Regions from separate parts of the Homo sapiens genome. Here region 1 is linked to region 2. A link is a contact called in ENCODE Hi-C or POLR2A ChIA-PET data. All regions are on one chromosome and are shown on one strand. The core of a region is the stretch at or near the end of the contact, and the rest is flanking DNA. Distances in the headings are between cores, read along the strand shown.

Region 1 (6,869 bases), core at 3,405-5,904, 310 kb before region 2:
ACTCTGTACCTGCAATACCTATCAAGGTTTATTTAAAAATAAATTAAGAATAAGTTAAAATCAATGATCAGGGAAAACAATATATACATATATATTGTATACATATATATGTATTGCATTCGTAGATACTTAAAACAAAAGTGGACTTACCCTGTCTGTACTGGTCTGCAATATATATATATATATATATATATATATATATATATATATATATATAGTTTTAGTTTCTTCTTGCAACTTGTATTTTTACTTAACAGTCTATCTTGGGCATCTCTCCAGGTTCAATATAAACATCTGTATTTTTTTTATGCCTGCCTGGTATTCCATTTTGTGACTTCCATAATTTGAGTGCACCTTCTCTTATTGATGAACATTTACAGTTTTCCAAATTTTACAGTTATTAATAATCTGTGATAATCCTTACACATATGTTTTTTATGTTCTCATACTGTTATTTCTGAAGGACAGAATTTTAGAAGTGGGATTGCTGGGTCATTGGGTATGTGCATCTTAAATTCTAATAGCTGCTGCTAAATAGGCAGAAGCAATTTGAAGTCATGCCAGTATTATGTGAGAAGACCAGTTTCCATACATTTACCAATATGTATTTATCTGCATTTCTCCACGATCATTGTAGTAACTGTATCTTTATAACCTGCTGGTTTGTGTGGTGGTTTAAAATTTTTCCTCTTTTCTTTCTCTTTTTTTTGAGATGGAGTCTCACTCTGTCGCCCAGGCTAGAGTGCAGTGGTGCTATCTCGCTCGGCTCACTGCAACCTCCACCTCCTGGGTTCAAGGAATTCTCCTGCCTTAGCCTCCCAAGTAGCTGGGATTACAGGCATGTGCCACCATGCCTGGCTAATTTTTGTATTTTTAGTAGAGATGGGGTTTCGCCTTGTTGGCCAGGCTGCTCTCCTGACCTCAGGTGATCTGCCCACCTCAGCCTCACAAAGTGCTAGGATTACAGATGTGAGCCACTGCGCCCAGCCAAAATTTTTCCTCTTTTGAAAACTGTTACCAAAACAGACTTTTTATTAAACTAATATTATTTTGTGTATTTGTCAAATGTTACGGAATGAATAAATTAAGGTTTGCATATTACCTGTAGGTAGTTTCCATATTGTATCAAATTATCAAAGTTAATTAATCTTCAGTCATTTAAGAGATCAGGTAAAAAAATCTAGATTTTATAAACACTGAGATAAATTGTGAGCCAAATTTGGGGCTGTATCTTTTTTTTTTTTTTTTTTTTAAGACGGAGTCTCGCTCTTTTGCCAGGCTAGAGTGCAGTGGCACGATCTCGGCTTACTGCAACCTCCACCTCCCAGGTCCAAGCAATTCTCCTGCCTCAGCTTCCCGAGTAGCTGGGACTAAAGGCGCCCACCACCATGCCCGGCTAATTTTTGTATTTTTAGTAGAGGCAGGGTTTCACCATATTGGCAAGGATGGTCTCGATCACTTGACCTCATGATCCGCCCACCTCGGCCTCCCAAAGTGCTGGGATTACAGGTGAGAGCCACAGCGCCTCGCTGGGGCTGTATCTTATTGATCCTTTGCAAATGCTGTGTGCTGCTTCACTCTTAGGTTCTTTGTGTTGGAAAGTACTATCTCAAAATGTTTTAACATCAGGGAAGAATGTCATTCATCCTAATCATAGCACTAAGCGATTTTTATGTTCTGATTAAAGTTCTTAAAAAGGCAACTTGCTGCTATTTCCTGAAGGGTTCTGACTGTACAGAAAGATTCATATTAGATAAATACTTTAATTTGGATTGAGGAATTTTTCTTTTGGGAGAGGCTGAGCAGCTGTCTTCTAATTATTTTGGTCAAGGATTGAAAATCAGGCTGGTCTGAAGTCCAGCACTTAACTATACTCAGTTACTTGAATTTTGGATTCTGCCACAACCCTGTTACCCAAGCAAACCTATGATAAATTTAAGCTGAAATAATTTAAAGCTAGGCCAATATTTTCCCATCATTGAGGATATGGAAGATTCTAATCAAACATTCATCTTTAGACCTAGTAATTCTGGATGCTTAAGACCATAAAACATAACCTTTTGATTATTAGCATTTCCTTGAATTTGAAATGTAGTACAATTTCAGTAGTTGCTAATTTGAGAATGTGTAGGAAAAACTCATGCTTTGCATTGGCTTCTGCTTTAAACTGAGATCTTTTAGTCCTAGCTGCTTGTGAGATGATGTGCCTGTAGGAAGTGGAAACAAAAGGAGAAGAGTTTTCCCCCACAGTCAAATAGAGCATGACATGACTTGTTTGGCCAGAGGTGAGAATTAGGAAGATCCAAGGAATATCATGTACAAAAATGCTCTTGATCTTGGTCTCTTGTATAGCGTTACTTGCTTCAAAGCAAAACTTGGAGGAAAAGTTTCCTTTAGAACAGTAACCACAAGCATCACGTCTGCTTTTCAGCCATGTTTCTGTGTTGTGCTGTGGGGTTAACTAAATCCAAATTTTTGATACCATTTCAAAAGGGCACGCTGATTTAGCCTGTGTTAGACCAGTCTGACCTCAATTTCTCTGTCTTGAGGTGGTGAAACCAGCTTTCCTATTGGGCTAACTTGGATCAGCTGTGTGTTTCACAGTATCCTGCAAGCCTAAGCCAGGCAGAATTTCAGCTGTGTAAAGGCTTAGATTATGAAGTATCTATCTGTCTTTATAGAATATATTTTTTAAACCCTTTGAAGTAGAACTTCTAACACCATAATGAAAGCAAAGGATCAGTGTTTTCGAGGGATACTAGGGAAGGTCTGTGACAAAGACTTTTATTTTCCTTATATTTTATCAATCACTCAGGAAATTAGTTGGCAGTGGAAAATGGAACACAACTCTATCCCAATATAGTATGTCATCTAATTATGGTACTCTATCTCAGAATACCCCTTCTCAGTAAGACTGGTATGCCTCTGAGCTTTTTTTTTTTTTTTCTTTTTTGAGACAGGGGTTTCACTCCTGTTGCCCAGGCTGGAGTGCAGTGGCAAGATCTCAGCTCACTACAACCTCTGCATTCTGGCTCAAGTGATCTTCCCACCTCAGCCTCCTGTGTAGCTGGGACTACAGGCATGCACCACCATGCCTGGCTAATTGTCTCTGAGCTTTCGACTGCTACCTTTCTTATATTTGCTTAGGGTTTTCCCAAGATTCATAGGCCTCTTGTCTTTATGCATCTAATAGTATCATCTACTGCTACAACTTTAACCATCTTTTCAACACTGATGATTCTCCCTCTGCTCTGTCCTTTCAGTACTGCTTTTCTCCTGAACTCCAGACCCATATCTCTTGCTGCTTGCAAGCAGTTTATTCTGAATCCCCTTGACTCCACAACTGGTCCAGTATTTAACTCAGTTTCCCTAAATCCTCCCATATTACAGAAGTGAAGAAACCAACATGTGAAATTCAGTAGCTTGCCAAAGAGAGAGAACCTGGACTAGAAATCTGAGGCTTCTTTCCAGTCTAGTGTTCTCATCTGCTGGGCCAAAACTGCCTGTCGTTGGTAGAGGGAGAATATACCACTATTTTCCTCAATAGTAGTTGAGCCCCAACCTCAGTGTCACCTTTAGTTTTTCCCTTTCTTGTCTTTCCCCCTAGCCCCTAACTGCCCAATCCAATGAGTCCTTTTAACTCTACTCCCAAAATGTCTGTAAGTATTCATTCATATCCCCCTCCCTCATTTTATCTCCACTCTCATTGCCTTTTTTCTGGGTCTTACATTCTTTCTTTTTTAAAAAACTATTTTAATTTTAATTTTTTATTGAGACAGGGTCTCACTTTGTTACCCAGGCTGGTCTCCAACTCCTGCCTTCAGGCATTCCTCCCATGTTGGCCTCTGAAAGTGCTGGGATTACAGGTATGGGCCATTGCTCCTGGCCCTGGGTCTTACATTCTGAAGCATCTGTCACTATGTAATTAGAATATTTTCTAAAATCTTTTGAAAGGCTTGGACTATTGTAATCATTTCCTAAGTTTACATAAAGTCTGTAGTCACTCTTCCTCTCTCCACTCTACGTGCCACTGCTGGGGTAATTTGGCAGAGATTTAGCTTAGATAGTGTCACATGCTCAAAAATTTTATCTTTGTTGTCTATTAGTAAGTTCTAGTTTATTGAACTGCTACTGTCGATTGCTAACTCTCAAAAAAATCCTTCAGTTCACTGTCAGTATTTCCTTTTATGTTTAATATGTTTTTACTCTTTAGCGAGGTTTTATCTGTGGTGTGATCTTATATGACCTGGTTTTAAAAAGTGGGGATGAATTTGCTTTTTCTAGATGCTCTTGCCTGGGCCAATTTTTATGTTAATTCTTTGGTTTGGAGTGCCTGGAACATTCAGATATTATAATTGAAAGTATAATTTTGAAGCCCAAATCTATGTGGGTTGCAGGCCCAGGGTTCGTTCCGGTTCTTAAAAGAGACCTTTCTTCCTACCCGCTACAGCCCAAAAGCTTAGATACACTTTCTTCTCTGTTCCTTGGGCTGTTATGTGATTTTTTTTTTTTCCTAACTCTTTCCTTTCATTGAGGATGCATTGACTTTCCACTTTTAGCCTTAGTTCTAGTTCTCTACTGCCTGTAAGCTCAAGACCATTTTTATTATCACGTGGCAAATAAAACCCCGACTGGAAGTTATTGAAACTGTCTTCCCCCACCCCACCCTGCCGGCTGTAACCACTATTTCAGCTCATGTGCTCTACTGTGGTTTTCAGTTCCTTCTTTGATCCAAATACCCGGAGGTTGCCCATTCTTTCTTATGAGTTTAGCTATACACTTAAAATAATTTTTGGTATATTTTATGTAGCATTTCTAGGTCTTTATCTGGAAAATGTTTAGGTTATCTTAAGTATCCATCTTGCCTAAAATGGAAGTTCATCGGCTTTAAGTGCAGATACCCTATGTAGCTTTTCTTTCTTTTTTTTTTTTCAGATGGAGTTTTGCTGTGTTGCCCAGGCTGGAGTGCAGTGGCACAATCTCAGCTCAGTGCAACCTCCACCTCCTGAGTTCAAGCGATTTTCCTGCCTCAGCTTCCTAAGTAGCTGGGACTACAAATGAGTACCTGCACGCCTGTCTAATTTTTGTATTTTTAGTAGAGACAGGGTTCCACCATGTTGCCCAGGCTGGTCTCAAACTCCTGGGCTCAAGTGATATGCCCATCTCGGCCTCCCAAAGTGCTTAGATTACAGGCATGAGCCACTACGCCCAGCAATCCCTTTACCTTTAAAAAAATAAATAAATAAACCTTTAATTTTAAGAGGTTGTATACTCATGTGTAGTCATATAAACTAGTGCAGAGATTCCTTGTTCCTTTGACCCAGTTTCCCCCTATGGTACCATCTTATAATATTACAACTGGGATATTTACATTGACAGATATAGTCAAGATACAGAACATTTTCATATCTGCTAAGATTCCTCATGTTCTCTATAGCTACATACACTTTCCTCCTGCCCTCACCCCCTCCTTAACCTCTGGTAATCACTAATCTAGAGATTTCCTTTTTGGGAGTTTTTAAATGACAAATTGTTTCCTTAATAGTTACAGGGCTCTTTCATATTGAGTGTCTTGTGGTTTGTCTTTTTTGAGGAATTAGTCTATGTTGCCAAATTTATTTGGGTAGAATTCTGCATAATATTCTCTTATCCTTTTGATACTTGTAGTGATATCCCATTTCATTACCTCCGATATTGGTAATTTGTGCCTTCTCTCTCTCTCTCTTTTTTTTTTGGTCAGTCTTGCTAGACGTTTGTCGATTTTATTGATCTGTTCAAAGAACCAGCTCTGTTTCATTGATCTTTCCCTTTATGTTTTCAATTTCATTTACTTCTATAATTATTTCCTTGCTTCTGCTTGGTTTGCCTATATATTGCTCTTTTTTTTTACTAGATTCTTGAAGTTGGAGCTTAGATTATTGATTTGAGACTTTTCCTCTTTACACTGTATGTATTTCTTACTACACATTTCCCTCACACTGCTTTAGCTATATTCAACAATTTTTGATACATGTATGATTTTATTCCGTTCATTATTTTTTTAATTCCCTTGAGACTTTCTTTTTGACCCATGCATTATTTAGAAGTGTATTGTTCCATTTCCAAGTTTTCAGAGAGTTTTCTGTTGTCTTTCTGTTGTTGCTTTCTAGTTTGATCATGTTGCTGGTGAACACATTCTTTGTGATTTCAACTCTTTTAAATTTGTTGATATTAATTTTATGGGCCAGGATGTGGTCTGTCTTGTATATTCTGTGGACACTTGGAAAGACCAGTATCTTTGTTTTTACCCCAATATCTTTTAAATAAATTCCTTTTTTGTCGGCCAGTCAGTGTCTGTGTCTTGCACTAAACTCTAACTACTACCCCTTTGCAACTGCATTTGTTTAATAGCCTTTATTGTAGCACTAACTATCCCATACTCCCTCATCGTCAGTTTTACACCTTAGTCTCCATCACTACGCTGTGAGCTTGAAGGCGTAGATTTTGTCTTTTTTGTATGTGTCCAGCCTGGTACGTGGCAAATAATTTATAGTATTTGATTAAGGAGTAAATGAATAGCTTTTATTAATGATCACCATTTTTTAAAACTTTGATCTGTGGAAATTTAGTTCTTATCCTTTTAGTTTTGCATATTTTGTCAGTTTTCATCTTAAAAGCAGGGTGGTTTTGGTTTCATAGCTTGTGTTCAGCAAGTAGCTGACCCCAAAAACAGACTGTAAATGTCTGTTATATGATTGGAATGACATTTTATTTCAGCTTAATCATGCCATAGTTCAAGCAGAGACGTGAGATGCTCCTTACTCATTCCACAAGACCTATTTTGCAATTCCTGCTATTTCCTTTATTTCAGGTTGACTTGTCCTCTAGTT
Region 2 (6,332 bases), core at 1,772-4,271:
GCCTGGGCAACAGAGCGAGACTCTGTCAAAAAAAAAAAAAAAAAAAAAAGGAAAGAAAGAAATGTATGGAAGAGAATTAAAAAAACAAGCAGCCAGATATAATGGAAAAACAGAGATCTGGGCTCAGAGCTACAGCATTCAAGTGCTGACTTCTCCACGCACAAGTTATGTGACCAAGGGCAATTTCCTGAACCTCCGTGAACTTCCATTTTCTCAACTGTAAAACAGAAATCATGTTACCACCCTAGCCATTACATGGGAACATGTGTGCAACCAGTTGTATAAAGGTGTGGTAGGCAGAATAATGGCTCCCCAAACATGTCCACCTCCGAATCCCCAGAACCTGTGAATGTTTACCTTACATGGCGAAAAGCACTTGGCAGATGTGATGAATACAGAACCTTATTCAGGTGGGTCCGATGTAATCACAGCATCTTTATTATGGAAAGAGAGAGGCAGAGAAGAAGACATGACTATGGAAGCAGACAGACAGAGATTTGAAGATGCTTTGCCATTAGCTTTGAAGTTAGAGGAAGGGACCATGAGCCAAGGAAAGCGTGGCCTCCAGGAGCTGGGAAAGACAAGGAAATGGATTCTCCCCTAGAGCCTCCAGAAGCAGCACAGCACTGCAGACACCTTGATTTCAGCCCAGCGAGACCAATGCAGATTTCTCATCTCCAAAAATGCAAGAAAATACATTTGTGTTGTCAAATTTGTGGATATTTGCTACAGCAACAACAGGAAATGAATGTAAAACCTTCTAAGAGAAATGGCTGTTCTTCTAAAAAATCAACTCTTTTTTTGTTTGTTTTTTTGAGACGGAATCTCGCTCTGTCGCCAGGCTGGAGTGCAGTGGTGCGGTCTTGGCTCACCGCAACCTCTGTCTCCCAGGTTCGAGCAATTCTCCTGCCTCGGCCTCCCGAATAGCTGGGACTACAGGCATACACCACCACGCCTGGCTAATTTTGTATTTTTAGTAGAGACGGGGTTTGTACATGTTGGTCAGGCTGGTCTCAAACTCCCGACCTCAGGTGATCCGCCTGCCTCAGCCTCCCAAAGTGATGGGATTACAGGCGTGAGCCACCGCGCCCAGCCCCAGCTAATTTTTTGTATTTTCAGTACAGATGGGGTTTCACCATGTTGGCCAGGACGGTCTCGATCTCCTGACCTCGTGGTCCGCCCACCTTGGCCTCCCAAAGTGCTGAGATTACAGGCACGAGCCACCATGCCCGGCCTGGATCAACTCTTAAAGGAGAGTAGCTGGGGTTCCCTGGCTCTGCTGAAAATTATGAAGCAGGATATCTTAGTCAGTTTGAGCTGCTGTAACAAAATACTGCAGACTGGACGGCTTAAACAATAAACATTTATCTCTCATGGCTCTGGAGGTTGAGAAGCCCAAGATCAAGGTGCTGCCAGGTCTGATGTGTGGTGAGGGCCTCTCCCTGATTTGCAAAGGTCCACCATCTTGCTGTGTCTCACATGCTGGAGAGAAAGCGCTGGTGTCTCTTCTTCTTCTGGGGGCACTAATAATTCCATCATAAAGGCACCACACTCACGACCTCTTCTAAACTCACTTATCTCCCAAAAGTCCTCCTTCAAATACCATCACATTAGGGATTAGGCTTCAACACATGAATTTTGGGGGAGGAGGGGGATAAAACACATTCAGTCCGTAGCACATGGCATCCTCTCTTGGGAAACCATTGAAAACTGTGCCCCAAGAGAGGATGCCATGTGCTATGGACTGAATGTGCCACACTTAAATAGGATAAGCAATCAAGTCAGTCAGTCTGTCTATCCATTCATATGTATTCTAGTTATTAAGTTGTAAGGAAAATGGCAAAACAAATATAATTTCTCCCCTCAGTGAAGGGATGACCCATTAGGGAAGAGAAGAAAAGAGGAGGCCACAGAGCTCTCATTTCTTTCACATCCCGAAGTGGCTGTCTAGCGAATGTGTCCCACACACAGGCTCTTGACCTGAAACCTATGGGGATGGACATCAGCGGATCCATCAGCCTCCTGAAATAAGATGCCACATTCTAAGGGAGATTCATAGAGTTAGATGTCAAAAGTGTTTGGGCTTAGAACCCAAAAGTTCAGAACCATTTATATAACAAGAGAAAGATTATAGATAGAAGATTAAAACATATAATAGATATGTCAATAACAATCCAAATATTTGTGATTTACTTTTAGTATGGAGAAGATGGGACTCTGAAGGAAGAAGAAAACTGAATCAGGCCCTCCAGGGCTCTATATCTCATGATCAGGGTTGTTTGATATTTGCTATGGCATACAAAAGGGCCATTCAGAACAAGTTCTGTTAAGCATATTTTTCCTCTCTCCTGAGTCCACATATGTAAGCTATTCTCTACCTCACACAACGCTCTCTCAATCCCACCTACACCTGCAGCAACTGCCCCAGTTCCAATGAAGCATCTCCAATGGCCATCTTCACTTCCTCTCCCAGTTCCTCTTGAACCTGCTCCAATCTCTAAAACCATCCTTTCCACGGTTGCCAATGATCTCCACATGACAGCATCCTAACATCGATTCCTGAGCACTCAGCAGCCATGTGAGAAAGGTGACCCTCCTCCTCCACCTTTGCTGCACCTGCTGTCTGTGGCCCCCTTACAGTATAAGCCCCTTGAAGGCAGAGTCTGTTTATTTTACTGCTGTAGCCCTAGAGCCTGGCATATGATGGGCTCTTGAAAATATCTGTTGGATGAATGAACATCACACTTCACGGAAATGTGTGAAAAAGGCCCAGCTGTACAACCGGAAAGAGATAACAAATTAAGGGCAGTCAGCCTGCTGTCTGAGTCCATTCCCAGCAGAGGCTACCTTCTACCAGTCAAGGTTCCAGTAACTGCCATACCACAGCGAGGGTTAAGTAGGACAGTGAAGCGTGTGTGAGACAGAATGTCGGTTAGGAACCCACTGCGGTCATGCTGCTTCCTGCCCAACCCGCAGTTCCGATAAGGGGTGCAGAGAACGATCATGTGTGCATGTGCACAGACTGCAGGCGCCCCTGCCACCATGCTGTGGTGTGCAGTGGGCATGAAGGGAGCTACTTCGGCTGCCACCTGGGCAGGCCTTGACAGTACTGCTGGCAGGAAAAAGGTCAGCCCTTTCCCCCTATGCTAAATCAAGTCACAGACAGCTAGGACAGCCTCCAGGTTCTCATTCCTCCCACCAACAATGAAGAGTAGGAGGAGCCTCTCCATTTACTCCCTCCCACCCACCCCCACCTGGAAGTGCCCAGAGATAGGGGGGAAAAGCAGACAGCATGGTGACCTGGGCTTATGACCCCAGGCAGGGGTTGGCAAAGTACTCAACAGCCATTTCCTGGACAGTGCGAACTTTTGGGTGCTTCTGCACTCTGATACAAACATTTCCTTAATACATTTATTCAATATTTTATTATTATTACTTTTTATAGAGACAGGGCCTTGTTATGTTGCCCAGGCTGGCCTCCAAGTCCTGGCTTCAAGTGATCCTCCTGCCCAGGCCTCCTAAAGAGCTGGGATTATAGGCATGAGCCACTGCACTGGGCCTAAAAAAACCTTTATTATGGAAATTTTCAGACAAACAAAAAAATTGAATAGAGTGAGCTCCCAGGTACTCATCACCCAGCTTCAACAATGATCAAATCAGGGTCAGTCCTATCTGATTTTCCCCTGAGGTGTCCATGTCTTGGTTTGCTGCAACAACCCCAGTTCAAGCGTGTCGTCTTGGTGTAATTAATAGCTCCCTCTTTCAGTTTCAAACTTGCCTGGGATTGAATGATAAATTATATGGTCATCTGATCTTTATCCCAACTCACTCTCCCTGCACCAGATTATTTTGAAGAAAATTCCAGACACGAAATAAATCCACCCATAAATATTCACAATGTGATAGTAAAGGCTTAAATACAACTCCACACCCTTTAGACACCAACTTATGCAGCACTGTGCCCTCTCCTCTCAAGGGGCTGTTGGAAGGGTCACCCAGTAGGCTCTGTGCTACATGCTGGCATATGGAGCCTCACCGGGTGGCATGACCCCAGCTTAGGGATGGGGCTGACACACATGCAGAGAAGCCACTTATGCCGGCCTGACTCTACTGCATCGCCTCCTTCCATGGCACCACACTGCCTCCATACAGGAGGTCTAGCAACGGTCACGGACAGCAGGAGAGCAGAACAGACTAGCAGTCTGTGGCTCGTTTTACACATGCACGCGGAAGGAGCAGCACGAGTTTCAATCATTCCAAGTGAAAAAATGCAAACCTCAAACTGACCCACAGAGAATAAAATCCCAATCTTTATCTCTGCTCTCCGGGTGGTAGCACTGCAAGATTCTAGAGCCAGGCTGAAAGTTAGGGTATTTTAAGCAACCTACCTTCCTGACATTTACGAGAAAATAGCAAGAGAAAAGGGACATAATCATGTTTTCTGAGTCCTCAGAAGTGAACCGGAAAGTTCCCTAGTCTATGATCCGGCAACCCTATTTCTGGGTATATTTCCTAGCGAAATCCTCACACAGGTCAATCAGAATACAGCACGAGGATGTTGGCCACAGAACCATGTCGGGTAGCAGATGATCCCCAGGGGAACGGGCAAGGTCCCCGCAGAGCATGTACATGATGAATACTATGCAGCAGCCACAAGCAATGGATTAAATGTGCACGTCGGACAGATCCAAAAACAGTGCTGAGAGAAAAAAAGAAACAAAAGAATCCGTAGCACCAGGCCATTTGTGCCATTTTACCTAAGTTAAAAACACATGCACACAACTAAAACCTTAGATTAACAAAACCCATGTATGCACAGAAATGAAAAATTAAACCAATACACCAAACATATTGACATGGTTGGCTACGGCGGGGTGGGGAATGGACAACAGGAATTAAAAAACAGATCAATGTATGAATGAATAAAACCAAGACAGCAGCCTGGCCAAGACCAGTGAGACCAGCAATAGTGTGTCAAACATGTAATAGCATTAACTCAACACCATGCACTGGAGGGAGGTCTAAAAAGAAAGGAAAAACAACAGCTATTAATAAAAACTAGCAAGCAATCAACAATTGTGAAAAAAAAAATCTTGCCTCAATTTTATATTTATGTATATAAATCTATGTATATAGATACGTATACATATCTATGTGTGTATATATATATACATATATATAGACAGAGAGACAGAGAGAGAGAGAGAGAGAGAGAGAGAGAGAGAGATGGGGTCTCACTATGTTACCCAGGTTGGTCTCCAACTCTTGGGCTCAAGCATTCCTCCCACCTTGGCCTCCCAAAGTATGGGATTACAGGCGTGAGCTACTGTACCTGCCTGGCCCCTCAATTTTTTAAATGCTTTCTTTCACTAACTAGATAACCGGTTGAGTGTGATGAACAGTAGCACTGGGGCCCATCACTACACCAACACAGTATCTGCATCTCAGAGGGGAAGCTGGAGGGGCTCAAATGGAGGCCTTCATTGTAATGCCTCCCTCACAGTGAGGGCCTGGGATTGCTGGTCACAGGGCCACCTGCTTCCAATTGGGTGAGCCATGTCACAGCTCTGTTTACATTTCTTACTTGCAAAAGGAGGGGTTCAATGGGACAATCTACACCTAAAATTGCTTCCTGCTCTAACACTTGACACTTGCACAAGTGTGTATGTGTTTGTGTATACTACAACATAGCTAATCCTATGTTCTAAACTGTGTTAATGCTTAATTTTGTGCATACGTTACTGTCTCTAGTGGGTGGACACTGAAGGCTGAATCCACTTTCTCCAATTAACTGCAGGTTACTCTGTGTCAGGCACTGGACTGGACACTGAACAGTACAAGGGGCAGTTTAAGCTCCTTCCTGAAGCTTAAACTCTGATGAGGGATCCAGACAAGTAAACAAGCCAGAGCACTACCTTGTGATCAGCATTACGACAGGGACAAGGCAAGGTCCCAAAAGTAACTAGGAGTGGGGCCTGCACTGCCATTTTGGGGCCAGTGGGTTGGGGTGACAGTGATGTGAGGAAAGCATTCTTTTAAGAAGGAAAGCTTAGGCTGAGACTAAAAGATAAGCAGGCCAGGCATGGTGGCTCATACCTGTAATCCCAGCACTTTGGGAGGCTGAGGCAGGAGGACTGCTTGAGTCCAGGGGTTCGAGACCAGCCAGGGCAACACAGTGAAACCCATTTCTACAAAAAATCTGACTGCATACCATGTATCTGATAATTAAAAAAAAAAAATTAACTGGGCGTGGCGGCATGCACTTTGTAGTCCCAGCTATTCGGGAGGCTGAAGTGGGAGGACTGATTGAGCTCAGGAGGTTGAGGCTGAAG

The links. A loop is a pair of places that touch in the nucleus more often than their neighbours do. ChIA-PET counts read pairs that join two places held with the same protein, here RNA polymerase II (POLR2A). Pooled maps may share reads with other maps.
Region 1: a map with no recorded cell type shows a loop between it and region 2 (10-fold over the local background). The contact joins two enhancer-like sites. A Hi-C loop is called at or near these places in 2 of 37 single-sample maps with no recorded cell type and 3 of 50 pooled maps. POLR2A ChIA-PET finds 5 or more read pairs at or near these places in 1 of 52 experiments (activated CD4-positive, alpha-beta T cell).

What each region holds. Positions count from the first base shown.
Region 1 is chr16:75,378,201-75,385,069 of GRCh38, reverse strand. All of the region lies in intron 5 of CFDP1 (craniofacial development protein 1), which reads left to right. Among named protein-coding and RNA genes, the nearest start is that of CFDP1, 52 kb to the left of the region's middle. RefSeq lists an enhancer at 4,444-4,553. Within about 2 kb of position 4,654, at least 5 of the 41 ENCODE cell types and tissues checked have a DNase peak (open chromatin) inside an H3K27ac peak, as active enhancers do.
Region 2 is chr16:75,072,014-75,078,345 of GRCh38, reverse strand. All of the region lies in intron 1 of ZNRF1 (zinc and ring finger 1), which reads right to left. Among named protein-coding and RNA genes, the nearest start is that of LDHD, 42 kb to the left of the region's middle. RefSeq lists enhancers at 2,430-2,659, 2,509-3,009, 3,010-3,510. Within about 2 kb of position 3,021, at least 7 of the 41 ENCODE cell types and tissues checked have a DNase peak (open chromatin) inside an H3K27ac peak, as active enhancers do.